7 separate regions of the Homo sapiens genome follow, and regions 2, 3, 4, 5, 6 and 7 are each linked to region 1. The links are chromatin contacts, found by Hi-C or POLR2A ChIA-PET in ENCODE. All regions are on one chromosome and are shown on one strand. Each heading gives the region's core, a stretch centred on a gene start or an enhancer-like site at or near the end of the contact. The rest is flanking DNA. Distances are from core to core; before and after follow the strand shown.

What was found. A loop is a pair of places that touch in the nucleus more often than their neighbours do. ChIA-PET counts read pairs that join two places held with the same protein, here RNA polymerase II (POLR2A). Pooled maps may share reads with other maps.
Region 2: a pooled map shows a loop between it and region 1 (4-fold over the local background). The contact joins the promoter of PLCL1 here to the promoter of NABP1 in region 1. A Hi-C loop is called at or near these places in 3 of 50 pooled maps.
Region 3: a loop to region 1 is called in a map of B cell, with 18 times the contacts of the local background. The contact joins the promoter of MARS2 here to the promoter of NABP1 in region 1. A Hi-C loop is called at or near these places in 1 of 168 maps with a recorded cell type or tissue (B cell) and 7 of 50 pooled maps. POLR2A ChIA-PET finds 5 or more read pairs at or near these places in 1 of 52 experiments (CD4-positive, alpha-beta T cell).
Region 4: a map of CD8-positive, alpha-beta T cell shows a loop between it and region 1 (18-fold over the local background). The contact joins the promoter of COQ10B here to the promoter of NABP1 in region 1. A Hi-C loop is called at or near these places in 1 of 168 maps with a recorded cell type or tissue (CD8-positive, alpha-beta T cell) and 5 of 50 pooled maps. POLR2A ChIA-PET finds 5 or more read pairs at or near these places in 1 of 52 experiments (B cell).
Region 5: a loop to region 1 is called in a map of B cell, with 23 times the contacts of the local background. The contact joins the promoter of SF3B1 here to the promoter of NABP1 in region 1. A Hi-C loop is called at or near these places in 2 of 168 maps with a recorded cell type or tissue (B cell and CD8-positive, alpha-beta T cell) and 10 of 50 pooled maps.
Region 6: a pooled map shows a loop between it and region 1 (6-fold over the local background). The contact joins the enhancer-like site here to the promoter of NABP1 in region 1. A Hi-C loop is called at or near these places in 2 of 50 pooled maps.
Region 7: a loop to region 1 is called in a pooled map, with 14 times the contacts of the local background. The contact joins the promoter of PGAP1 here to the promoter of NABP1 in region 1. A Hi-C loop is called at or near these places in 10 of 50 pooled maps.

The regions. Positions count from the first base shown.
Region 1 is chr2:191,676,322-191,679,969 of GRCh38, reverse strand. NABP1 (nucleic acid binding protein 1) reads right to left here and starts at 1,834. Exons shown (of 6, transcript NM_001031716.5): 1 at 1,265-1,834; 2 at 842-980. The coding sequence starts at 1,355. RefSeq lists enhancers at 1-663, 1,491-1,993, 2,203-2,282 and silencers at 1,133-1,192, 1,793-2,142.
Region 2 is chr2:197,803,041-197,806,688 of GRCh38, reverse strand. PLCL1 (phospholipase C like 1 (inactive)) reads right to left here and starts at 2,096. Exons shown (of 6, transcript NM_006226.4): 1 at 1,350-2,096. The coding sequence starts at 1,589. LOC105373828 (a long non-coding RNA gene) reads left to right here and starts at 2,143. Exons shown (of 4, transcript XR_001739850.3): 1 at 2,143-2,980. RefSeq lists a silencer at 1,920-2,049.
Region 3 is chr2:197,703,274-197,706,921 of GRCh38, reverse strand. It overlaps MARS2 (methionyl-tRNA synthetase 2, mitochondrial), which reads right to left and starts at 1,553. Exons shown (of 1, transcript NM_138395.4): 1 at 1-1,553. The coding sequence starts at 1,516. RefSeq lists enhancers at 1,150-1,269, 1,310-1,359 and a silencer at 1,500-1,739.
Region 4 is chr2:197,451,727-197,455,374 of GRCh38, reverse strand. COQ10B (coenzyme Q10B) reads right to left here and starts at 1,823. Exons shown (of 5, transcript NM_025147.5): 1 at 1,711-1,823. The coding sequence starts at 1,814. RefSeq lists enhancers at 1,301-1,350, 1,551-1,600, 1,621-2,100, 1,545-2,161, 2,221-2,290 and 1 more.
Region 5 is chr2:197,432,980-197,436,627 of GRCh38, reverse strand. It overlaps SF3B1 (splicing factor 3b subunit 1), which reads left to right and starts at 1,600. Exons shown (of 25, transcript NM_012433.4): 1 at 1,600-1,656. The coding sequence starts at 1,629. RefSeq lists enhancers at 1,152-1,201, 1,222-1,531, 773-1,972, 1,717-2,263.
Region 6 is chr2:197,210,971-197,214,618 of GRCh38, reverse strand. All of the region lies in intron 1 of ANKRD44 (ankyrin repeat domain 44), which reads left to right. Among named protein-coding and RNA genes, the nearest start is that of ANKRD44-AS1, 15 kb to the right of the region's middle. RefSeq lists an enhancer at 1,588-1,827. Within about 2 kb of position 1,823, at least 9 of the 41 ENCODE cell types and tissues checked have a DNase peak (open chromatin) inside an H3K27ac peak, as active enhancers do.
Region 7 is chr2:196,924,806-196,928,453 of GRCh38, reverse strand. PGAP1 (post-GPI attachment to proteins inositol deacylase 1) reads left to right here and starts at 1,747. Exons shown (of 27, transcript NM_024989.4): 1 at 1,747-1,984. The coding sequence starts at 1,838. RefSeq lists a silencer at 1,549-1,798.

The sequences.
Region 1 (3,648 bases), core at 585-3,084:
TTTTGGAGAATGAGCCTTCCAGATACTGTAAAGTTTCCCTCTTTTTCCAAGTACAAATTTGACATATCACAGAATATGCTAAATCCTTTACCTATAATTTTCATTTATGTCCACATTTCTAAATAACATATGTAAAATACTGGCCAGGATTTCAAGTCATTAAAAATGGAGAAGGGGTGGGAAACAACTGAGTGGCAACTACACTAGAGAAAACAACTTATAAAAAAGAAAAAATATGGACTATACCAGTCTCCTAAAAAGACTCACTGACTCAGAATAGAACTAAAAATCTATGCCGGGCGTGGTGGCTCACGCCTGTAATCCCAGCACTTTGGGAGGTTGGGGCGCGCGGATCACTTGAGGTCAGGAGTTGGAGACCAGCCTGGGCAACACTCTGAAACCCCGTCTCTGCTAAAAATACAAAACTTAGCTGGGCGTGGTGGCACACGCCTGTAGTCCCAGCTACTTGGGAGGCTGAGGCACGAGAATCTCTTGAACCCGCGAGGCGGAGGCTGCAGTGAGGAGAGATCACGCCACTGCACTCCAGCTTGGCGACAGAGCGAGACTCGGTCCCAAAAAATAATAATAATTAAAAATCTACTTAACCTGTAAACCGGGGTAGAGGCGCGGATTTCCCAGCTGAAACCGACTGCCTTTCACTGCAAAGGTCTGTTACATCCCAGCGCTGCCCACCACCCAAAGTTAACACCAAAGGAGTTCAAAACTCCTCAAGAGTGGCCCACAGAAAAGGCGGGGGACTTCAGGGCTTGCCAAGATCCCAGGAGCCGGCCAATCCCGATTCTGCAGACTGTTAGGTCCCCCGACTTTTTTGCACACCTACCCTCTGGTCAACCGAATAATATCCCCTGGCTGTATAAGACCTCCGATCTCATCCCACACGGAAATAGTGATGCTGCCCGTTTTATCTGCTACTTTGCACGATCTCACTTCATGGCCGTCTTTGGTTTTGGTCACGCGTCCTGTGAGGATTTAAAAATCAAAGGGAGGGGTTGTTAGATAATGAGGACATCCAGAAAGGCTAACTCCTCCTCCGGTATTTTAATACATCTGGAAGGTGGGAAGTGACCAAGCCCAGGGCTCCCGCCTCAGGTAGGATCCGATCTCGGGCGGAGGCCACTAGAGCCACGTGGGTGGGGGAGGGGAGGGAGGAGGAGGGGAGCCCCGGGCGCGCAGCGGCCGGCGCCCCTGTCTCCCGCCCCGGGAGGCACAGCGGGCGGTGGAGTAGGCTGCAAACCCCACTTACCTATCTCCAGGACAATAAAGACGACATTTAAGTTTTTCAGTCCGGGCTTAATATCTCTTATAAAAATAAGTGGGTCGTTGACCCTATTCATATTGGGACAGGCGCGGCTACGGCTGCGGAGACGCGAGTGGGCAGGGCGGGGTCAAAGCTTCCCACCCTCCCGGGACAGGGGCGAAGGCAGAGGGGCGACCTTGGGCAGGGGTGGCGAGAGAAGGGGCAGAAAGCCGTTAGTCAGGGACCGGGCAAACCAGCCCGGACAGCACTGAGCCTAAAAAAAGAAAAAAAAAAAAAAAAAAAAAAAAGGCTCACAAGTTCTAAAGAAAAAAAGGCGAACCACTCCGCACACCAACCCCGCTCCCAACCGGGCGACAGGAAGGCAAGCGTACTAACTGCCCCGTTCTTTGGATAAAAGGAAAAAAAAACGCAGTGAGGGGACACTTCTGCCCTGAGTCCCGCTCACTCACACGGGCGCGCGCCCAGCCTGTCCCGGGCTCCGGGAAGGAACGGGCTGTGACAGCGAAACGGGAGCGGAGACAGAACACCGCACACCCAGCGTCCCAAACAGCGACTGATGAACACGCCCGCGCGCCGGCAGGACCCTCGGCCCGCCCCTCCCCTTGTGAAGTCACGCTGCGTCGGCACGCCTGCTGCCACGCCCGCCTGGTGCTGGGGAGGGGAAGCAAAGGGGCGGGACCCGGCCGCCGCAGCCCGCAGAGCTTCCCTCGCTCCTCCCCGGGGGCTGTCAGCGCGGGCTCCGCCCCCTCGTCCTTCCAATCGCTCTCGGCCCCGCCTCCCCCGCCCTCCCGTTCTCCACCCACTTCAGCTGTCGCCGCGCAGCAGCAGTTCTGTTCGGTTTCGCCTTCCTGCTGTGCAGTCTTTTGACGCTTGCTGTCCAACTTTGGAGTTTTCTTGCCTTTTTTTCTCTCAGAGTTGAGCCCCTGCCCGGGCCCTTTAGTCCCTCGGTCACGAGGAACGGTAGAGTTTAGAACCTGTGAGTACGTTAGAAAGTTCGCAGTCGAGGAAGAACAGGGTTCGGGCAAGGGCAGCTGGTCCGGTACCAAGGGAAAACAGGCTGGGATGGTGAAGGCGTCAGTGGCTACAAGGCTGGAAGTTTAGCACCAGAAGGGAATTTGGAGATCAATTCAACCGCCTCATTTCAGGCATACTTAAATTGAAACCCAGAAAGATGAGGTAATTTGCAGAAGGTCACCCAGCAACCCCTGAGCAGGCAGGACTGCAACACAAATGTCTGACGTGGGCTTCCACTGTGTAATGCTAAGCAGATAGGACGTAAATTCCTTTGCAGACTTCTCATTTTTCCTTACCCCCTGCCTCTCATATTACACACCTTCCCCATTTAGCTTTTCTTCTTTTACTTTGCACTTGCTTTTGTACATCTAAAAGGAATTAATTATTCAACAGCAGTGGGAACCCTTGAAACATAATCTGGAAAAAAAGATTAATAAAGTTTTTTTTATGTCGCGTAGTGAAAAGAGCATGTGCTTTAGAGACAAACCTGGGCTCCAGCTATTTACTTGTGAGAGCTTTAGGTCAATTGGCTTTTATTACAGCTTTTTAACCATAATAAAATGGGGATCCCTGCCTAGCAGAAGATTGATTAAATGGATCATAAATTGTCCAACTAGTGCCTAGCAAATAGTACATACTCAGTATTTTCCCCTTTTTAATCCCCGTTTTACAGGCGATGGAACTCACCAGAGACCAGATAGCTAGAGAATGGCTGAGCTGGGTTTTAAATCTAGTCAATCTTGACCCCAGAGCTCTCCAGCCTAAAGGTAATGTTTAGACTTAACTTCCAGTGGTGTCATTATAAGAGTCAAAAACAGACTGAAGAAATAAAATAGCAGAATAAAGTAGTGGGGCATTAAAGAATCATCTAGTTAATTCTTGGTGATGATAACAGAAATGTTGGGAAAAGTGTCAGAAGCCTTAATTTTCTCCCCATTCTTTCTGAGTATCTTTAGATCAACCACCACTTCCCAAGTATTTGCAAACAAGCAGCATAGATATTATAGCCCTAGAAAGAGTTGGAAACATTATCACAACATTAGCAAGAGAGTCAAGGCATTTTTAAGGAAACAGAAGCTTCCATTTCATGAACTAATAAAGCCCAAGGTGCCAAAGACACTGATGTCATACTGGAAAGTGGTGTAAAATAAAATTATAAGCATAATTTCAACATCAAATAAAACAAATGATGAAACATGCCAGTTAATGGCAGAGCCAGCGTCCAACCTCAATCCCAATCCAGCTCAGAAGCTCTAATTCTACCATGGTTATCTGGCAGGACTTGACACTTCAATTGGATTGTACTCAAAGCTGTATTTTCTTAAACAGGCAAAATATTCTCACAGAAGCAATAT
Region 2 (3,648 bases), core at 847-3,346, 6.1 Mb before region 1:
TGACCTGTGGGTTAAAAACAAAATAGTAATTTCCCTTTGTCCAAATTCACACCCAGAATAGAACACTCCTGTTACATAATCAAAAAGCCACAAAATAACAGAAACTACTACAAGCCATTTGTAATTACCACCCACTCTTCTTTATATATTATAGAAACCTCTCCACTGATTTTAAACTTCCATGTGTCAGTGTTGGGAAAAAGACTTTACTGGAGCCACATTCTGTGGTTAGTCTACCTAAGCTGGTGCTGGGAGCTTGCAACATGCGTGATGCACTGGTTACGCAGCTTAACCCTGAACAGAGCTTTTGAATATATTAGTGAACCCAATAAATTCAATAGTAAGTAAAAGTCCATCTTTCATTGTCATTGAGGGATGTGTGTGTGTGTATGTACACACACACATATATACTTACATATATACATACATACATATCGTTTTATACTGACTGCTCCACCAAAATCAATTTTAATCTGACATACATTTGATTGATTACTCACATGCATTTACACTGAGGCCCTTTTCCAGAGCCTGTGCGAGGGTTCTTTCCTAAATAACCTTACCCCAAAGTCATGCTCCCAAAAGAGGAAATCTCGAACAGAAGAAACAAGCCCCAAGTGGAAGGAAGATGGAAAGAGAAAGGGGAGGAAAGAGGTTTACAAATTCCTTGCCAAATGGATGGAGAGAAATTCTGTGAGGTGATTAGCGGGTCAGGAAGCGTTTTCCCTGGATGTGGTGGTAACCACAAGGACCAGTGATAATGCTTGGGGGATTGATTGCTTTCCGGTTGTGCTTTCTGCAGCGCAAAAACTCTGGGCTCTTGCATTGCTCTTTACTGTGATGCAGGGTCCACTTAAAACTCTGCCTCCCTACCGGGAAAGTTCACACATCTTGGGATTTCGGGATCATTTAAGTCTAGAGGGATTCTTTTTTTACACTTGAGAGTAAGCTGTGCATTTTCTTCATTGTATGGGAAAAGCTAACCCTTCATTGGAAAGCAATGCACAACCATCCGGTGGGTCTGCATTTATCCAGAGTTCTCCCTTCCTCCCTCCATCAACGGTTTAGTGAAGCTTGCAGAGAAAATGAGGGAAAGCATCCATCAGAACGCAAAGACGCAGAGCGGAACTTTTCCTCTGCCGTCAGTGGGGAGAAAAAGTCACTTGTGCGTCTCGTGGCTGACAGCTGAGTCTGGGAACCTCCGGATAAGGAAGGAAGGTTTGGCGTTGAAGGAGGTGGGAGAAAACAATGCTGAGCCCGGATGCCTCCGGACACCGCACATCCTGCCCGGGTCCCTGACCCACCCATCACCCACAGCCACGCTCCCGGTGCGGCGCGGCTTTGCTTACCTTGATGATGCTGCTGCGCCGGGGGGTCGCCCGTGCTGCCTCCAGGAGGCCCGCCTCGCTGTCCGCTGGGGTCCCCGCGGCGCCTGGCAGTGCGACCCCGCTGCGACGGTCCCTCATCCGGCCCCCAGAGGCCGCCGTCACGCAGTCCCCGGCGGCATCCGGGCCCACTCGGGGGTCGTCTTCGCCCCCCGCCGCGTCGGGCGGCGCCGGATCCTCCCTGCCGGCCGCGCCCTCGGCCATGGCCTGGAGCGTTTAGGGCTCCCCGGGGGAAAGCGGGACGCCCGGCAGCGGAGTCCAGCCGCTAGGCACCGGTGCGCTCCTGCACCGGGAGGCGGCCCCGCCAGACTTTGTTTCACCGCCCAGCGGCGGCAGTGGCGGCGGCGGCGGCGGCGGCGGCAACTTTCTGGAGAGGGGACATCGCTCGGGCAGAGACGTCCTCGGGCTTCGGTCTAGGAGGCTAGCAGTCCGGCGGGGGACGGTGGCGGGAGTGGGGAGGCGATGTGAGCGGGAGGCAGAAGGAGAGGCGAAAAAGAGAGGGAGGTATCCGAAATGTGATGCAAACGCCGGCCCTGCGCCAGACAAAAGGCACCGGGCGCCCAGCCAGGCGGCCTCTGGAGCCCGGACGCCGGCGGCCCGATAGGGGCCAGAGCCGGGCGACTGCGGCCGGGCGCACCCGCCACCTGCCCGCGGACTGCGGCGCAGCGGTCCCAGGAAGTGCGGCGGCGGCGGCGGCCTCCACTCAGCTCTGTTGTGACAGGGAGGGAGACTTGTTTTGACAGCCCTTGGGGATTGGCAGGCGTCTGGGCCTCTTAGGAGCCTCGCCTCGCCGAGGGGGCTCGGCCCGACCAATCCTCACTGCGGAGGGGTGTGCCCGAGCGCGAAGAATGGAATGTGTTCTGCAACTGGGAGCCGGCCCAGCGGGGCTAATGTACTCGAGCCAGGGTGTACCCGCGCGCGCGCGTGTGCAAACCCGGAGGCGCTCCGTGTATATTTTAGGAAGTTTAGATTTGCGAAATGAGCCTGAGATGCAACAAAAATCCAGGTTGGGTGAAGGAGAGGGGAGAAAGAAACCTTCTTCTGCCAAACAAAGCAATTTGGAGGAAAGTGGGTATTGAGTATGAATGTCTAAGCGTTTGGGGTGACGGGGTGAAGCTTTGCGTGGTCACAGGTTAATTGCAGGCTCTCAGGCCAATTCTTAGAAGTCAAGTCCATGCAGAGATAAACTAGGGTTTACTGGGATCTTGGGGTTCCATAATTTGCTTCAGGTTCCAGGAAAGGATTCTAAGGTCATTCTGCAGTGTGAGTAAATATAACAAGGAAAGGGAGTCAGTGAAAGAGATGAGGGTGAAAGGAAACTGAACCAACTAAATCCCTCCGAAGACTGACTCTTAAAAAGCACAGATATAATCCAAGTCAGATAAATGCAGGTGGGGAGTTTAGTCTCTATCCTAAAACATTCCTATTTGACAATGGTTCAGCCTCCTTTCTCTATATAATCCTATATAAAAACATATTTTGCTCATTTCCAGTAAGCTAGCAACCAAGAAGGGAGAGATCTTTGGATGATGAGTTAAGTCACTGAAATTATCCACAGAATGCTCAGATGCAAACCATGGTCCTAAGGCTCCCTGGTAAGACAAAAGACTTGGCATTTTAATTTTAAACTCCTTTGATATTAGAATCTATATTAAACCTCACTTATAACATTACATTTTATCTTATTAATAATTTAATAATTTGAGATTTTACTTGTTCCTTAGTCTGGCTAACAGCATGAGAAATTATTCAGCATTTTAGACCAACAATTTGGTTTGAATCTCATAATTTTAGAGATATATGGGGATTTAGGGATCAACTAGGACATCATTTTTGTTTTACGGTTGAGACAAAGGCCCAGGGAGTCTTGTCTACTAGTTAGTGCAGGAGCCAAAATTAGAATCAGCCACCCAACTCCTCCGATAATCTCTTCACTACTTTATCTGTCTCCTCTGGGCTACAACCAGCCAGAACTGGCAGGGGCACTTGGGAGGTTTCAGATTTGACATTTATCAACTACTAGGGAATACTGAGAAGGCTTGACTTTGCCTTTTCTTTAAACATAAATGCAGCCTAGTAATGAATGTACTGTAGAGAGTAGCAGTGACCTCTGGTTTTAGAACCAACACCACCCTCTAGTGAGATTCTGAGAACTGCATCCATAACAGCAAAGGCTTCTTTTTCCCCCTCATCTTTAAAAGACAGGAGGGGTAACCCAACAAAAGTTTCCTTTTCAACAGGTATGCCTTTACAACGCACAGAC
Region 3 (3,648 bases), core at 304-2,803, 6.0 Mb before region 1:
GCCAGGGAGCATCCACTGGGCTCTCCCAGTTCAGCTTCCATGGTGCATGCCTTTGGACAAAACCATTAGTTTGCCGGACACAGCTGGACACGGCCTCCAGAGCCTTATATATCCGAAAGTTATCATAGTGGTCTGCTACCTGCTTTGGCAAAGTGGCCACTGCGCTCACCAGAGCATAATCCTCTGCCTGAGCACGAACTGACGGCCCCACCAACCCTGGCTCACTAGGGAAGCAGGTAGTGCAGAAGGCTGGGTAGGTCTCAGAAGGATTTATTCTTTTGGCAGTGCATCGGTTCAAGAGACCTCCCAAGGCATCTGCCAGCTCGGAGTTCAGCAACTTAACCACCTTTTCATCATAGTAGTCACAGTCCCAGTTGGGGACGCCCTGCCGAAGGAGAAAGTAGCGGAAGCCATCCACGGTATAGCGGTTAAGGCAAGTCCTAGGATCCACCACGTTGCCCAAGCTCTTGGACATCTTTTGGCCACAGACTGTCCAGTGGGAATGGACACAGATGCGCTGTGGCGGGCTCATGCCGGCCCCTAACAGGAAGGCAGGCCAATAGATGGCATGGAATTTGAGAATGTCCTTACCTATGATATGAGAGGTGGCCGGCCACCAAGATTTGAACTCAGCATTTGGGTAGCCAATTACAGTGAGGTAGTTGACCAGGGCATCCAGCCATACATAGATGGTCTGCGAATCATCCCCGGGCACCGGAATGCCCCAGTGCAAGTGGCTACTTCTGCGAGACACGGACAGGTCGGGCAGCTCCTCGTCCAGCCACTGAAGAACTACGTGATGAAATGGTTCGGGGGTGATCGCCTGAGGGTTGCCCCGCAGCCACCGCTGGAGTGGCTTCCGGAACTGGGAAAGCCTGAAAATGTAGTTTTCTTCCTTGGTCCAGGAGACTGGATGCCCGCTCTCGAGAGATACAGGAAACGAATCCCCCGATGGGCCCGGCTGCTGGGTGACCTTGGCCTCAGGCAGGAAGCACTCGTCGGAAGCGCAATACCAACCTTCATAGACGCCCTTGTAGAGCAGACCGCGGGACTTAAGCACCCCCCAGAAGTGCTGCACAGCCACCCGGTGCCGGGCCTCCGTGGTGCGGATGAAATCTGTGCAGGAGATACCGGCCTCCTGGAAAAGCTGCTGGAACTGCTCAGAGACTCGGTCGCACAGCTCGGTCGGGGCCAGGCCCGCGGTAGCTGCTGCCTGCTGAATCTTCAGCCCGTGCTCGTCGGTACCAGTGGAGAATCGCGTGGCGGCCGTGCTGGGACCTCGGAGGCGACGGTGGCGGCATAGGGCGTCCGCCAGTAGTGCCGAGTACAGGTGCCCGATGTGCGGCGCCGCGTTCACGTAGAAAATGGGTGTAGTGAAGTAGGCGCGCACATCACAAGCATCATCGCCGGCACTGAGGGAGCCCGAACTGTAGTAGCGTGGGCCGAAGTCCTCCAGGAGAGACAGCCTACTAGCCCCCGTGCGTCCTAGCAGGCGGAGGACGGACGTTCGCAGCATGGTGCAGACCGGCCGCAAGCGGAGGAGGCGGCGTTCTGACAGCACGTGTGAGAGGCGCATGCGCAGCCGGGTCGCGCCGCAGCTTCCGGCCGGAAAGCCAATGAAACGCGGCCCCGAGCGCCGGCCCTCACCGCCCTCCCCGCCCGGCCCCGCCCCGCCCGCGCCTGCGCCGTCCGCACGCCGAAAGCCGCGGCGCCAGAGGCCGCCAATGGACGGCGGCTTGCCAGAAAAACAGCTCAGAGTTGCCGGGTTTAGGAGAGGCTATGAAAGAAGACGAACCTCTTTGCCTTCGTATAACATACTGTGTTTCCTGCTTTGGATTGTAATTTTATATTTATGAATCTGTTTCCCCCTCTAGGCTGAGCTGCTTGTAGGCAAGAGTTTTATATTCAGCCGTTTGTCTAAACCCCGTCCGTGGCTGGCATACTGCAAGACAGAGTATTGCTCTGCACATGCCCTGTCGATATCTAAAATGTCACCTAAATTTTATCTCAGAGCCTAAATCAATCTGTAAGGGAGGGAGAGAGAAAAAAGATGAAAAATCATTACCTACAGCATTTTGAGAGAAGGATAAGAACTGAGAATGGAAGAGAAGTCTTTAAACAGTTTTTGTTGAATCAACAAAAGTAGATTTGTGATCTGCCAAGTTCTTGCCAAAGTTTATTGAGATCCAGGAAAGTAGAGTGCAATATGCTGTCACTGTGCATATAAAGAATAATTTTCAAATTTATTTCTCAAAAAGTTAATTTTTTTAATGGTCTTGAAGTTCTTTTAAAATAGTGTTTCTCAAGTTTGCTTTTAGTAATGGAACCTTAGAATTTTTTTTAGGGGAGGAAACCTCAGGAGCCCAGAATTGAATTAATGTTAATCCCTAGTTCATAACACACTCTCATCTTTGATCTTTTTTTTTTAATTTAATTTAAGTAGCATATACATTTAATAATAAAATGGAGCAGCTATGAACCTACAACCCAATCTAAGAACTACAAGTGGTTTCAGAGTGTGGTCCCCAGAGCAGCAGAACTGGCAGCACCTGGAACTTCGTTCGATATGTATATTCTTAGGCCCCATCCCCCACATACTGAACCAGAAAACTCTGAGGGTAGGGCCCAGTAATTTAGATTTTAAGGTGATTCTGATGCACATTAAAGTTTGAGAAACACTGAACTAGAAAATTACCAGTGATTTAGATCTGTGTGCTCCTTTTCTTCTCGTACTGTCCTCCCTGAGGTAGTCATTGTCCTGAATTTTGTTCTTGCACATTTGTGTGATCACATACAAAGTATGTCTAAGTAACATTGTTTAATTTTGCTTGCATTTAAATATTCTAAAAAGGATATAATACTACATGTAGTCTTCAACTTGCCTTTTTATTCAACATTTTGTTGCTATATTAATCCATGTTGTTGCATGTAACTGCATTCATATGTTCTTAATACATGTTGCATGTAATTCATTCATTTTGACTGCTGTATAATAACCTTTGACTGAACACATATGGTAACTTGGATCTGATTTCTCTAGTGATATGATGAAAGGTGGACCAATCGAATTCTGTATAAGAGATATAAAAAATAACTTTGGATACTCAGTTGATGTGCTCTTATTTAATCCAGCAGTTTAAGAATGACCTACAACCATCTGGTCTTCAACAAAGTTGATAAAAACAAGCAATGGGCAAAAGACTCCCTATTCAATAAATGGTGCTTGGATAACTAGCTAGCCATATACAGATGAAACAGGACCCCCTTCCTATACCATATACAAAACTCAACTCAAAATGGATTAAAGACTTAAATGTAAAACCTAAAACTAAAAACCTTAGAAGGTAACCTGGGAAATACCATTCTGGACATAGGACCTGACAAAGATTTCATCATGAGGATGCCAAAAGCAATTGCAACAAAAACAAAAATTGACAAATGGGACCTAATTAAAGAGTTTCCGCACCACAAAATAAACTATCAACAGAGTAAGCAGACAATCTACAGAATGGGAGAAAATATTTTCAAACTATGAATCCAAGAAAGGTCTAATATCCAGAATCTATAAGGAATTTTAAAAATCAATAAGCAAAAAACCTCATTAAAAAGGCAAAGGACATAAACAGACACTTCTCAAAAGAAGATAGA
Region 4 (3,648 bases), core at 574-3,073, 5.8 Mb before region 1:
GAATTACAGGCATAAGCCACTGCGCCCAGTACCATTCATCTGTTGTTGGACACCTACGTTGATTCTGTATCTTAACTACTGTGAACAGTGCTGAAACCTTTACTTGAAAAAAGATGAGACCTTTGCTTCTAAAGAGGTGAATTGGGTATCTGGTTGACTTTTTACTATATATAAAGGTTCATGTATTTACTGGGAGGCAATACATGAACCTTTGTACCAGGTTCATGTATTGCCTCCCAGCCTACCCAAAAAAATACCCTTACACAATCTGATTACAAGCCTAAGGAAAACACCAGTGTTTAAAGCAAACTAACAGGACATTTTCTGATCAATCTGCATGCTATAGTTACAGTGGCCTGGACAGCACATCTATTTTCATGCACTGCCAGGAATACTATGTCTTAAACTACGATATGAAGATACACACATTCATATATACAGTTAAACCATGAAATGAATACTGGACAACTGGACCACATGGAGAACAGCTTTTTTGTCACTCGTCTTCCAGTACCACTCTCTCATATACTTAAGTATAATAAAGGTCAGAATCTGATGCTTAACATTGGAAATGAACGCAAACTGCCGCCCTCATTATCATAAACAGTATTTATCTTGGAACTGAAGCCTCAATTTGATCATTAAAGCAACTGTATTTTTCTCAAAAGTAAGTGTTATTTGCAAGACAACATTTTATAAGAGTAATACAAACAGATCTCAAGTATGATGGCGTTATTCTGCTTGAAACTACTTTTTGAGGTTATTTCCTAAAGCAGGAGTAATTTTATGATTTTGTTTGTCTCATCCAACATTTGTCTAAAGGGATTTGGATTTGGTAAGGTTGTTGGTGTTTTTAAAAATTCTTCATTGAATCTTTTTTTAAAAAAATTATTTCCTTGTTTCCAGTAGGGTCGGATCTTCATTTAATCTAAATGTCCTGGGGCTCAACTAGATTTGTGTTTTCTCTCCCCACCTCGTATTTTGTACACCTGAATTCATTTTAAACACACTAACTTTAATTTTCAAGAATATTACAATGTTATTAGTAAAAGGAAACTAAGTCGTACAAGTATGGTATCCGTGTCCCGACCTCCATCTCCACCCCCACCTACCAAAAAATGAACCAACCAGGAAAATCGAAAGCTGACTATGCTTCAAGGTTACAGGACCTGTAAGTTACAGCAGAGTGAAAAAATCCAAGTCCCTTATGCTGGCTGTATTTAGTTTTGTAAACACTAAATGGCGAGGGCAAAGCACTCTTTCAGAAATTGGGAAAACGCATCTGACCATCTGGCAGGTAGAAGGAACCGGAGAAGGGGGCTCACCGCCAAACACAAACTCCCATACAGCCAGCAGCCGGCAACCCTTCTGCGCAAAGTTAAAACTTTCCAACAGCAGTAGCAACAAGCCATAGGGGAGGAGACCGGAAGAGCCCAAAGGCACCAATGGCCAAATTGCTTCCAAAGTCGCTTCGCCGATGATTCACCGCCTCTCACGAGGCAAACGAGCCACGAACACAGCCTTGGGCCCAAGGTGATGCGCGCCGCTCTTGAGTCCCTCAGATGCCAAACGCAAAAAAAAGCCTTCTCCTCTAAAGACACGGAAATGCACCGAGTCCGGCTCTGCCTCACCCCCAAATCCTTCCGGTCCCCCAACTCGGCAGCCAAAATCGAAAACTACTCTCGTCTCAGCGCCCCCGCTGTTGATTACCTGCCATTCCGCACGGGCGCCTGCGCCCCGGCCGCTGTCGCCGACTTCGGACGGCATCCCGAGACTACCCTTCTCAAGGCCGTATGACCAGTCCGAGCTGCCATGATAGACTCTCCGAAGCCGGTCGTCACCTCCCGGACCAGCCCTGCAGCACCGCCCTCCTCTGGTCGGGCCCGGAGCCCGGCTCCGGTCTCTTCCAGCCAATGGACTGGCCGCCTGCGCAGCCTGACACGCCCCTTCTTCCCTTCCGGGTTGCACGTCGCTGACACACGCTGACCGTAAACGTTCCCGTCAGCCTGTCGGCCAATCGGAGCTGCGGGCCCGCCAGGACACACCTCTCTCTCCTGACCGACCAATCGCTTTTCCCGTGCGCTCGCGCAATTTGCGTAATACTCAGTGACTGCTCAGTCCACGCCCCGCGCAGGAGCTGTTCCTGGATTAACCAACTGCCTGGTTCTCCTGGGGTCCGCTTCCGGGAGGCTAGTCAGTGAGCCCCACCCCCCCGGGGGCTGCGGGAAGCCCCAGGGCTTGAGTGTTAATTCTGTAACTGTCCGAACCCGTGAGTGCGGAGCCAGACAGGCCACCACTCCTGGCTGCGAAGCCTGGCTGTCAGCGTCCTGCTTGTTAATGATTGTCTAATACAATGCCTGCCTTGCCTATCTCACGGGGTAATTGTGAGGGCAACATAAGGTCCTGTCATTAGGAAAGACTCAGTTATCCAGCAGCAGTTCCGTCTGCCTTCTTCCTGCGTGTCCCACATTTTAATTGGTGTTCTCGTATGATTTGGGTTTCCCTTATTCCATACTAATCAGACGACTTCGCTTTGATTTACTTGTTTTGGTGATCAGTCATCAAGTCCAGACTTCTTGTTCCCTCAGTTTGTTTTCAGGTCTTTACTTAAGGTTTGTGCACCAATAGTTTTCCTGCAAACTGTAAAGTGAGGATGACAATACTACCTATTTAATATAGTTTGGGTGTAAATGAGATTGTTGATTAAATGTAGTCAGATATTTGTGTGGCACCTACTAGATGCTGGAGAAGTGAGCAAAAGTCTTCACTGTCACAGAGCTTATATCCTAGTGGGGGAAAGAAACCAATTAGTATATAGTGCAATGGCAGCTTGTTATATGTCCCATAGACTAAACAGTACAGCAGGGTAAGGAGATGAAGAGGGAGGAATATGGTAGGGTGCTGTTTTATATAGGGTGGTTAGGAGGGGCTCTAAGAGGATGACACTGAACAAAGGCCTAAAATGAAGTGAGGAAGTGAACTCTGATTACTTGGGAGAAAATGGGCCGGGCGCGGTGGCTCACGCCTGTAATCCCAGCACTTTGGGAGGCCGAGGCGGGCGGATCACGAGGTCAGGAGATCGAGACCATCCTGGCTAACACGGTGAAACCCCGTCTCTACTAAAAATACAAAAAATTAGCCGGGCGAGGTGGCGGGCGCCTGTAGTCCCAGCTACTCAGGAGGCTGAGGCAGGAGAATGGCGTGAACCCCAGGGGGCGGAGCCTGCAGTGAGCCGAGATTGCGCCACTGCACTCCAGCCTGGGCGACAGCGAGACTCCGTCTCAAAAAAAAAAAAAAAAAAAAAAAAAGAAAAAAGAAAAAGAAAATGACTTTCAGGTGTATGGAACAGCAAGTGCAGAGGCCCCAGGCAGGAACAATCTTGGCATGCTTTAGGAAGAGCAAGGAGTTTGGAGCACAGTGAGAGGAGGAAAGTGGTAGGAAATAAGGTCAGCGAGGTAGGCAGAGCTTAGTGCCACGGAAGCCATAGTATGCTACCAATTTTTTATTGTATTCTAAGCGTGAAGGAAAGCCATTAGAGTTTGAGTGCAGAACAGTTACTTGATCTGATTTACATTTAAAGCAATATTCCAGCTGTTGTGCCTATGATTATTTTCTCCTCTTGCTTGGTTTATTGCAGTCACCCCTTAC
Region 5 (3,648 bases), core at 351-2,850, 5.8 Mb before region 1:
GGCTCACGCCTATAATCCCAGCACTTTAGGAGTCTGAGGCAGGAGGACTGCTTGAGGCCAAGAGTTTGAGACCAGCCTGGGGAATATAGTAAGATCTCATTCTACAAAAAATAAAAATTAGCTGGGTATGGTGGCCCATGTTGGTGGTACTAGCTACTCTGGAGACTGAGGCAGGAGAGTCTCTTGAACCTTAAGGTCGAAGTTAGGGTCAGCTGTGATCGCACCACTGCCCTCCAGCTTGGGCAACAAACCAAGACTGTGTGTCAAAAAAACAGAAAAAAAATCGTTTGTGTCACCTGATCTGAAGAAGGGAGGGAGTCTGGTGAGAGGGAAAGAGGGAGCAAGGCTGCAGGTCAGGAGTCACCAGGGACAGGTTATCTAAGCTCTCAGTCCAGTGCCATTGTCCATATATCTCCCACCTACCGCTAGCCTCAGGAAAATGGCTCCTCACTTTACCCAAAGTAGATATGGGGTCTTCCTGCAAGAGGAATACACCCATACCATTTCCCTCCCTTCAAACGACCATACTGACCCATGGTATGGTTAGTATTTGGGTTGCAGGTTTATCACATAGCGAGGTACTCCTCTCTTTGTGATGGCTCTAACCTTGATAACTACCTGTTTTCCTCGGCTGCTTCCGGGACCCATCTTTCTGAGCCTTTCTTTCTTTTTCATCGTCGAAGTCAAAGACCAGTGTGACAGTACAAGGTTATATTATAATTGATGCCCAGGAAAACAGACTGCCGTATTCTGATCTATTAAAATTCCTGATTTAGGAATACCGTCTAGGATTTAAGAGAAACATCTAATGAATGTTAATAATGACGATGAGTGGTTTTCTAGGAACCCATAAAGTAAAAGGCTTTAAAAGGGTGGCAAGATTGTCACTGTGCAACTCAGCAACGATTTGTGAGGCTCAACGAAATTCCTACCCAAATTATTTGCAATTATTAAACAGAAAGAATGAAAAATGACCTTGAATTACAGGGCGAAAGATGGGACTGTTAAGACTGTCTTCGTAACTAAGCACTGTAAAGACTGAGACAGCTGCAAGGGAAAGTTTTCCTCGAGCTCTTCCAGTGAATTTTGGGAAAAGGGATTGAATGTCTGAGGTCTCTTCCAGCTCTGAAACCGCAGCGTTTCGTACAGTGTTCATTTTTTTTTAATGGGAGGGGTCTCGGGGTCTTGCTCTGTCGCCCGGTCTGGAGGCTTGAGTACAGTGGCGCGACACGATTACGGCTCACGGCTGCCTCGAACTCCTGGGCTCAAGCGATGCTCCCGCCTCAGCCTCCAGAGTTGCTGGGACTCAGTGTCTGTTCTTAACTCCCTTCGTAGAATCCACTTTCCTCCAGGGCAAAGTTACTCACTTAAGGACCTTACGGCTCGGCTCGGGGATTTCCTGGGTCACCACGCAGGCGACTTCAGGGCCCAACCGTGTCTCCTCCCCCACCCACAATGCACCTCGCGGTTCCCTCTAGGTGGCAGTTCTGTCACGTGTCACCCGACGGAGCGCGCTCCCGTTTGGCGCACGCGCAGAGTGCAGCCCCCAGCTATTTTTCTCCGTGGCGGCGGCGACGAGCGGAAGTTCTTGGGAGCGCCAGTTCCGTCTGTGTGTTCGAGTGGACAAAATGGCGAAGATCGCCAAGACTCACGAAGGTAAGCGGTCTTTCCCTGCTTACGTGTTTTCTTCGTTGCTAGCCTAATAAAAGCCTTTTTTCCTAGGATTCTGCCTTTTTCTATGGTTTCTTTCGTAGGAGCTGAGCCCGCGTTTCGGGGCCAAGGGTCGTCTCCTCCGCGCCAGCGGCGCAGGCCACTGCCCCGCGTAATGGCGTCCTCCTCTTACACCCCCGACAGGCGCTTTGTTCAGTGTTTGGGACCTGCTACTTCAGAGTAGCTTCTCTTCTCTGACCAGAGGGCCTCGTTTAAGCGGCTTCCTCAGTAGGATTCGTGGGCAAGGGATCGGGGAAGCGGGCGTGGGGAGAAGGTCTCACTCGCCTCTCGACACTGTCGTCCCCATAGTTTGTGCAGAAGAGGGTCAGAAAAGCACTGAAATACGGCAGCCGCTTTTCCGGCAGACTGAATCGAATTTGGTTAAACCGAGATTCCGTTACTCCTACCCTTGTGTGTCTTCAAGCGTCAGTTACTTGTTTATTTTTCTTGCACGAAACGATTTGGGGATAAAATCTGGTAGTTGTTTTCCCTCCCTTAGTCACTTTTAGTATAATATTGATCTTTTTCTTTGGAGACTGGTTATTGGAGGAGCAGATGGAAGAGGAAAACATAAATTACTTTCATTAATGGCCGAAGCTTTCAAGCTAGTTGATCGTTTTATGGAATACAGAGTGTGCAAATTAGGAAAACGTTGGGAATAGACTGGAGTTCATTAGGAAGTATCCAGAGATGACAGAAAATGGGATCACTTTTCAGAAAAGACGAGGCATGAGAAGTTGGAACTGCATTCTTTGATTTCTGACTTGGAATCCGAGATTTTCACTGAGAACGAGACTTCTAAGTCACTTTTGTTTCATATGTTCTTTCTGGGTATTTGGCTCGGTATTAGTCTGTGAGAGGTAAGAGACTGAGGCCATCCAAAATTTTACAGTCTGATAGGAGAAACAGATGTGTATGTTCTCATTCTCTCATGAGGCCAGATGCATGCTTAAGTAGAAGAAAAAGCAGCATGTTCTGGGAACCTGGGTAACGGAATGATTATGTTTAGGGTTGTTTCACTGAGGAGGTTACATGACCGTGTTTTAAAAGGATCAGTCAGTTTTAAATCGGGAAGGACATCTGAGCCTGAGAACATCTTGTAACAAGGTATTGAATCGTGAAAGGTGTGTTTGAGTAGTAGTCCACTGTAGCAGGAACAGAGGGTGCAAGTAGAGAAGAAATAAATGAATCTGGAAAGGTTGGATTAGGACCAGAATGTGAATGGCTTTGAATAGTTGGGTCACCCAGAGGACCTGAAGTCCAGCTTTCTGCTATTTATCAAACATGCTAATGAATTGTCAATGACTTTAATATTAGTATACCATTTTAGGTATTTAGGATTTAAATGCTCTCTTAGTATTCCTAGGCTTTATTATTTTGTCTTTAGACTATCTCAAATATAACCTTTTGCAAAGTAAGTAGAAAATATAAAGTTGTGCTGTTTTTGTTCATTCAGGATGTTATTCATTTGGGGATATTGATAGTATAGCTTTGATACTTATTTATTGGTAACTTCAGTATAAGATGCCCTCAGACAGGAAAATCAGAATTCTGATCAGTTTTCCTGAATTTTTTAGAAACCCAGCTAAAAACTTTGGTCTATTGCTATTCATTGGCCAAACTTGTTATTTTTGAGATTATTCTATCAATGTGAATTAAGTGATACCATAAGAAAATAGCAGAACATTCAATACTTGAGCACTGTCTGTGCCCATCCCTATGGGATATGTCAGGGGATGATAAATGTTTAGTAGAAATACACATAATACTGACATAGCTTGTTGCTTCCTTCCTAATGGAACTCTAGTTCTTCATGGTCCATCACTGTTTTCTCTTGTTAAGCCATTTTTGATAAACTGAAGCAGAATTAATGCTTTTTGGGGCAGTGCTGCTATAGTACTCAGTATAAATGTTATATTGCTTAGAATAGTCTGTTGT
Region 6 (3,648 bases), core at 574-3,073, 5.5 Mb before region 1:
TGTAAGATGTGGTATATACAGATGAGCAAAAGAAAAAAGGAGAAAATAACTTGTAATCTAATCACTAAGACATAAATACTACTGACTTGGTCTTTTTTCTCTTACTCTTCCTCTTTATGTATGTATGTACATATTTACTTAAAATATAGACTTGCTATCTCATTGTATATGTTACTTAATGCAACAAAATTCTTTTTGCATGTTTGCCAGGTGCCAGACACTAGGCTAGGCCTTGGATATAGTTTTGTTTACTGTTTTTTTTAAATTGTCACTTAATGCTATATGATAAATATTTCTCCAAGTCTTTAAAAATTATTTGAAATGACATTTTTAATAGCTGCATAATATCCCATCATTTTGATGTGCCATATTTTATTATGTCCCTGAGATTGGACAATTAAGAAGCTTTTGGTTTTTTTTCTATAATAACCAACACCCTAATATACACCCTGAACATAAATCTTTGTGCTCATCTCTGATCATTTCCTTATAGTAATTTCCCACAAAAATTATGGGGGTAAAGAATATGAAAATAGCTATAGCTTATCTGAGGTTGCTTTTCAGTTGCTACCTTCATCTTATTCTTTCTTTGTCTCCAAAGTGACTTGATTGCCTTAAAGTGATTCTAAAATTCACATAGCATTAGAGAAACCTAGACTATGCTTTAGAAAACAGTCTATCTTCCCAAAGATACATATACCCTCTTAAAGGTGCTGTAGTATTGCCAAGATACATACACATATAATATCTTAAAGTTGCTGTATGTACCTTTTTAAAAAGAGAAAGAGTTCTAAGCTTGTTTACTTAGAAGGTCTAATAAATCAGATCATTAAAAGTGTGAGAATTGCCTGTTTATGAAAACGTGCAGTTGGTTCAAACTGGCTATATAAATCGGCCAGATTGTATGAGCCAGTCTACAGGAGCTTAGCAGTGTACAGGTCCAATTCCATTATTTGCTCAATAATAGTTTTATGCTTAGGCTCAGCGTATGAGGCTGATAATTGTGGCATGATAAGACTGCACAGTGCTCAAGTGTATAATGAGCAATGCTTAGCTGGAAGAGAGAAAATATTTATCAGTGCTTTGCTAATGAGATGTTTTTTATATCATCTAATGAGTTGGTTTTATTTTAGGTAAGGTTAAATGTGTTTAATATGTTTCATAGAGATCTTGAAATAACATGTGCTGAAATAAATTAGAAAAAAAATCAGAAAAATTCCAAGTGGGCTCTCTGGAGTAATCACCTCGTAGATATTATTTTGAAAACCAGAAAACTGGTTGGAAGATGATATGCCAAAAATAACATTGTCTACATTAAACAGACTTACTTTATAGACCGCTTGTGTAACAAGATGTATAATGCTCTCCTTTGAGAACTTCTCCTTCCTTCAGGCTAACCTTGTTTGGGTGATATACCAGACTGTGTTAGAGGGGTCATAGCTCGCTGGGTGGCTAAGCCCCTATATGTGTGAGGTAGAAGTCTTGTAGAGTCAAAATTACTCTTGAAAATCTCTTTGGAAGGTGCCACCATGGAGGCCTGTATACTATCCCTTGTGGAGGCCAACACAGCCACTTTGGCCTGCAGAGTTGGAGCCGCATTGCTGTTTCTTTGAGCACCAGATAAGAAGTTGGCTTGCATTTAGGGGCCAACTTGTATGAAAAATATGTTTCTTTAAACACTAGAATCCCAGTCAGCTCTGTGAGATGTTCACACTGTGAAAAGCTTTCTGGAATGAGATGCAGAGGAAGCTGTGGGGTCGTGTTTCCTTTTTTCTCTCTCACCGTGGGCATGTGATCACCGAGTTCCTGATTGAAGTGTGTGTTTGTGTGTGTACGTGTCCACCTCCCTTCCTTGTGGGTGTTAACTGAATTCTTTTGAGCAAAAACATGTCTGACATGACACCACTGCAGTTGCTGTGATGCAGAATTTTTACTCATGTAGAAGTTCTTCTGTGAGAGCCTGCAATAACCTTTTTGGTTAATACTCCCTATAAAAGGAGAGTGGAAGAGGCAGGGTGAACAAATGTGTTATTTTGAATGAATGTGAATGAATCATGAGCAGAGATTTATTGAGGGCCTACTATGTGCTAGCAGTTAGGGATATAGTGGTGACCACAGTGACCGAATCCCTGCCCTTCTAAAACTTATGGTCTTGGTAGATTCCTGAGAATTTGCCTTTGTCTAGGCAACAATGGACTGACTAGATAACCATTAAATACATAGGGGTTCAAATATTTAGTGCAGAAGCATTTTGGGTTCTCGAATAGGGACTGTGTGATACAAGTGGTTTCTTTGAAAATTATCCATGATCTAAGCTCACACACTTACTGGCTCATAAAAGCCAGTTTCAGAGGCCAGATGACTTTCGTGTTTGGTGCCAGTGTGCTCCCACTGGATCCCTATCTGCCTGGTTGCAAACTCTTGGCTCTAGTACTGCCTGATCTCTAGCATACTTTGATCCACCAGAAAGTCCCTCCTTGTTCCAGTTCCAAAACTCTAGCTCTGCAATATCTCCTCTCCTTCCCCCAAAGTGGTGCTGTGGGGTGTGTGTGTGTGTGTGTGTGTGAGAGAGAGAGAGACTGAGAGAGAGAGAGAGGCTCAGTGAAGGGAATTCCCGTGCATGAGCTTACTGTTGATTACTAGCCCTTCATCACCGGAGTGTTGGTCACAAACCTGAGGAGGGCAAAGTGATTGGAGTCCCGAGGTGCTTGTGTTCCTTTGGCTCTGTTGGTCTGGATCTGTCGATCACCTTTCTTGGGGCTTCTTTGTGCTGCGTCGTCTCCTGCTTGCTGCCCCCCACTATTCCTCTTCTCTGAGTTATGGTTTATAACCTGCTGCATCTCCTAATGAACACCTGGAACCTCCAAGTTGGGAAAAGAAGGAGCATCTCATGGTGCCTGGGGCAGCAGGATGGTGTGGCCCTGACTTGGCCCAAGATTCTTGTGCCCCTCGAGGTGGTACCCCTGAGAAATGTACTCATGGGATTAGCGTGATTTCACAGATGGTTAATTTTTTTAAGTTAGTTAACTAAAGACATTATTTTTCCATTGAAATGAACATGGATATCTTAAGGCAGCACTAGACTGTAAAATTCATGTGAATGTTAAGTTAAAAACGTATTTTTCAGGCAGACATGTAGGGAAAGACGTTCACTCTTGTCTTCTGTTACAGGTACTTTGGTGGAAGTACCTGGTTGATCCTGGCTCCTTGGCTAAGTTATTGAAATTTTCTGCAGAATGGGGATAGTTGGAGGATTCACTGGGATATGCAGAAAACACTGAGTGTGTGTTACTTGCCATCTCTTCCTGCTCCCCATTTCCCCACAACATCCCTGGGTTGTCTCTCACCCTGGAGGTATCCTGCTCCCTGTGTCACTGCTTCTGTGGCAGGAACTATGCCTTCCCTGCCCACGTGTGCTGGTGATGCTGCTCCTGGGTGTCCTTGGATCTGCCCAAAGGGCAACTCCTGTGATCTCCCAGAATATTGAGGGTGCAGGACCAAGGAGTCCTTAGAGAGCAGCTGCAGCCTAGGTCATGGCATAGGGGTGGGTGGGATATGATTAGAGAAGAGGCAGGGGGTCCTCCTGGCCCGCTGCCTTTTCTCGGCATGCAGGTGCACAGTGGCGTCTACATACTATGAGGGAGTGTG
Region 7 (3,648 bases), core at 498-2,997, 5.2 Mb before region 1:
GGTGGTCACACCTATAATCCCAGCTACTTGGAGGCCGAGGCACCAGGATCACTTGAACCCGGGAAGCGGAGGCTGCAGTGAGTCGATATCGCGCCACTGCACTCCAGCCTGGGCGACAGAGCAAGACTCAGTCTCAAAACAAACAAAAACGACACGTCTCATACAGGACTTACTTCAATGACATATTACTTAATTGCCCTCCTGATCAGTACCACCTACAGCTCCCCTGTTATCCTGGTCTTTCCAGACTTATCTCCCTACAAAAAAGGAGACTGCTTCCGCATTTTCCCATTTCTGTCTTTCTCCGTCAATACTCCACATTCCGTAGCTAGCTGTGTTTGTTTAGACTTGCAACTGTTTCTGTGCAGGGTAAAGACTATCTTGATTTTCAGGATCACTCCACTTCTTCTTCATAGTTTCGTAATCTGAACATCAGGGTGTTGTACAAGATAAACTATAAGCTTCCTTTTGGTTTTAAAATTCTTTGATTTTATGTATTGTAGCCAAACTTCCTCTGCACAGAAAATATACCAGAAAATCAGCCCAAGTTCAATGAAATTCATTTAGTGCCAAAGACCATTCTAAGAATCCTGTGGTTACTACACACACACGCACACACACACCGTCTACTGTTGAGTCAGCTTTAAAGAGTGATGTCTTTTTCCTAACATTCTAGTGTTTTGAAGCTGCTACAAGTGATTGATTTCGAGCTTTTTTTAAAAACTCCTCCTTTGTACAAAACAGAACCGAAATTCTTCAAAACGAATTAAGTCATTTGCGAGTTTGAATGGAAGCTGGACGAAATTGCCTCCTCCAGTTAACGTGGAACCCATTCCCCAAGAGATGGAGGTTCTGGAGAGCAAGGCGAGTCAGCGTCAAACTGATTACGCAGATACCTGTTGGGGACGTCAGTGCTAATAGATATTTTGGTAACATATTTTAAGGACTAACGATGCTTTTTGTGATTCAGGCTTTCATCTGATACCAAGAGCAGAATCTCGTCGGCTTGCGGGTGTTTTTTTTTTTTTTTTTTTTTTTTTTTTTAATGAGCCGGTGCTTTTAAGCGCTGTTACCTACTGGGCCCAAGTAGGCGGTAGAAGAGGGAAAATAAAGCCATTTGTTCCCTCTTCAAGCTAACTGCTCCAGAGAGCTGTGAGTGTGCTCTACTACCGTTGGGAAAACCGAAATTGCGGAGGCCTGAGTCTTTTCAAAATTGAACGGGAAGCGTTTTTAAACTGCCGCAGGGAGAGGCGTTTGCGAGGTGACAGCTGATGACCCCTGGGCTTTTAAGTCCTCCTCCCCTCTCTCGGTCCGCTCTCGGTCCTTAATCGCCTCTGGACTCTGGGCTCTAGTCCCCTCCCCAGATTCACCCATCTGACACCCGCCTCCTGCCCAATCCCCCGGCTCGTCTCCAGGGCTCCCGCGCTCCGCCCATCCCCCTCTGGATGCTTCCTCTCTCTCTCTTCTTTCCCTCCCGCCAGCCACTCCTCGCGTCTTTCTCTCCCCACTTCCCTTCTTTCCCCTCACCCTCCAGCCCAGCCCACCCTGCTTTCTCCCTCTTTCTCTTTCCCGTAGATCCGCGCTCGCGCTGCAACACCTACTCCTCCCTCGGCTCTGGGAGTCGCCAGGCCAGAGGCGCCGCGGACCTGGTGCGCGCAGGCGCACTGCGCGGCTGGCGAACGGGCAGGCCGGGCATCAGCGCAGGCGCGCGCGGCTGGGGCTCGGCTCCGGGGGTGGCGGTCGGACAGTGTCTAGCACGCTCAGTCCGGGCTTGGGGCCCCGCGGCGGAGAAGGAGGTAGAGGGGGCGGCGGCGGCGGCGGCGGTGGTGGCGGCACCATGTTTCTTCACTCAGTTAATCTCTGGAACCTGGCGTTTTATGTCTTCATGGTCTTTCTGGCAACCCTGGGGCTGTGGGATGTCTTCTTCGGCTTCGAGGAGAATAAGTGCAGTATGAGCTACATGTTTGAGTACCCGGAGTATCAGGTAAGGTTCTGCCCTCTCCTCAGCCGGGCGCTCCAAGACTCTGGCCCCTGGTGCCTTTTTCCTTCTGTGGGTTCGTCCTGCCTTGGCTCTCTGCGCCTCTCGGGCCCCCTGTCCCGTCCTCGCCTCTGTTTTCTCCGCCCGGGGAGACTCTGCATCCCCCTTCTGCCCCCCTCACCTCCCCTTTGTGTCCCTTCTTCACGGTGGGGTGTTTGTTAGACGATTTCCCGAGAGCATCCTCGTGGTCGTCCTCGTAGTTACTCCGCTGTCCCTCCGCCTCCTCCCCAGCCCCAAATCCTGGGCACAAGCTCTTCTGACTGGCCGGGCCCAGCCCCCCTCATGCCCAGAGAGGCAGCCTCAACCCTTCTCCCTAAACCGAAGCTCCATCCCTCTCGCGTTCTTGCCTTAACCCGTGCCCCAGGACCTTCCTTTGCTTCCCACGCGCCTAAATTCCCCTCGCGCCCGGTGATCTGCTCGTCAGATTTCGCATTTCTAGAAAGGGACCGAGCGTCTGCAGAGTGTATATTGGCTAGATAGTTCCCAAGGCTGTTTTTAGAGACTCCAGGGTTTTGCCTATGGGTAAACTGGCGAGTCATTGAATTGGAAACTAGATCCCCTCTTGGAAAGATGTTGCAGATCCTCTTATTTTGCAGGTTAAGGGGCCGTGCGTGTGTGGGCTTGCCTGTGTGTGTGCATACCTGTGTTTATGCATGTCTCTCAGCAGCCGAGCCTCTTAATAGTTGCATACAAAATCTATTTCATGGTGCTATTTTTGTTTTCTCGCTGGGTTCGGAGTTTAAGAGAGAGCCAACCCTTCTCTCTCCACCCCTACCGCTTCCATGCCATTTTGAATGTTTTCAATCAATGGCTTCGTTAGTTCGGCATAGTAGGATCTAGAATTTCATTCATGACTAGCTGTAAAAAGAGGCGCAGACAAATTACACAACTGTCCTAAGAGAATTTTTCCGAATGATTCTTTTATTTCTAAGTGCATCTCTTAATTATGGACTACCTATTGTAATAATTCCCTACCATAAAATGTATATGCACTATAACATATATTGATAAAATACATTTTTAGTATACTCTTAAAATCACAGCAGTTTTTTTTTTAGGGTGAAGGATGCAAGTCCTGATTGCTTCTTTGTACAAGTCATTATGGAGGAAGCCTGTTACTTGATTACGCTGCTATTATTTTGATCTTAAGACTACTTAAGGTTTAAATTGCTGAAGAGCATTCTTTCCCATGGGAAAAATTCTAGTAAATTTAGATTTCATTTGTGTTTAGATCCTTACCTTGGTTTTGCATTTATGATGATAAGAGAGTGGAAACATTTGGTAGGGATGCTATCGAAGGAGAAGATTTTGACATGTTACTGTCGTCTCTGTTCATTTCTAAGCAAACCTTTTTAGTTTAGTATTTTAAAAAACTGAAAATAGAGCTATTATAATTCCCTCCTTATTTTTGGTTTAATAATTAGGAAACTCCCAATAGATTGAAGTAGGTCACTTTAGTTTTGTACCGCATTGAAGAGTTTGGTTAAAATCATTTTGTGACAGTACAGTACTAATTCCCATTTATTTTTAGATTTCCTACAATTATTGAAGCTATTTTAATATTCACAGAAGTAGAAATTGTTCTCTTTAGCGTTGGGAACAAAGCATAT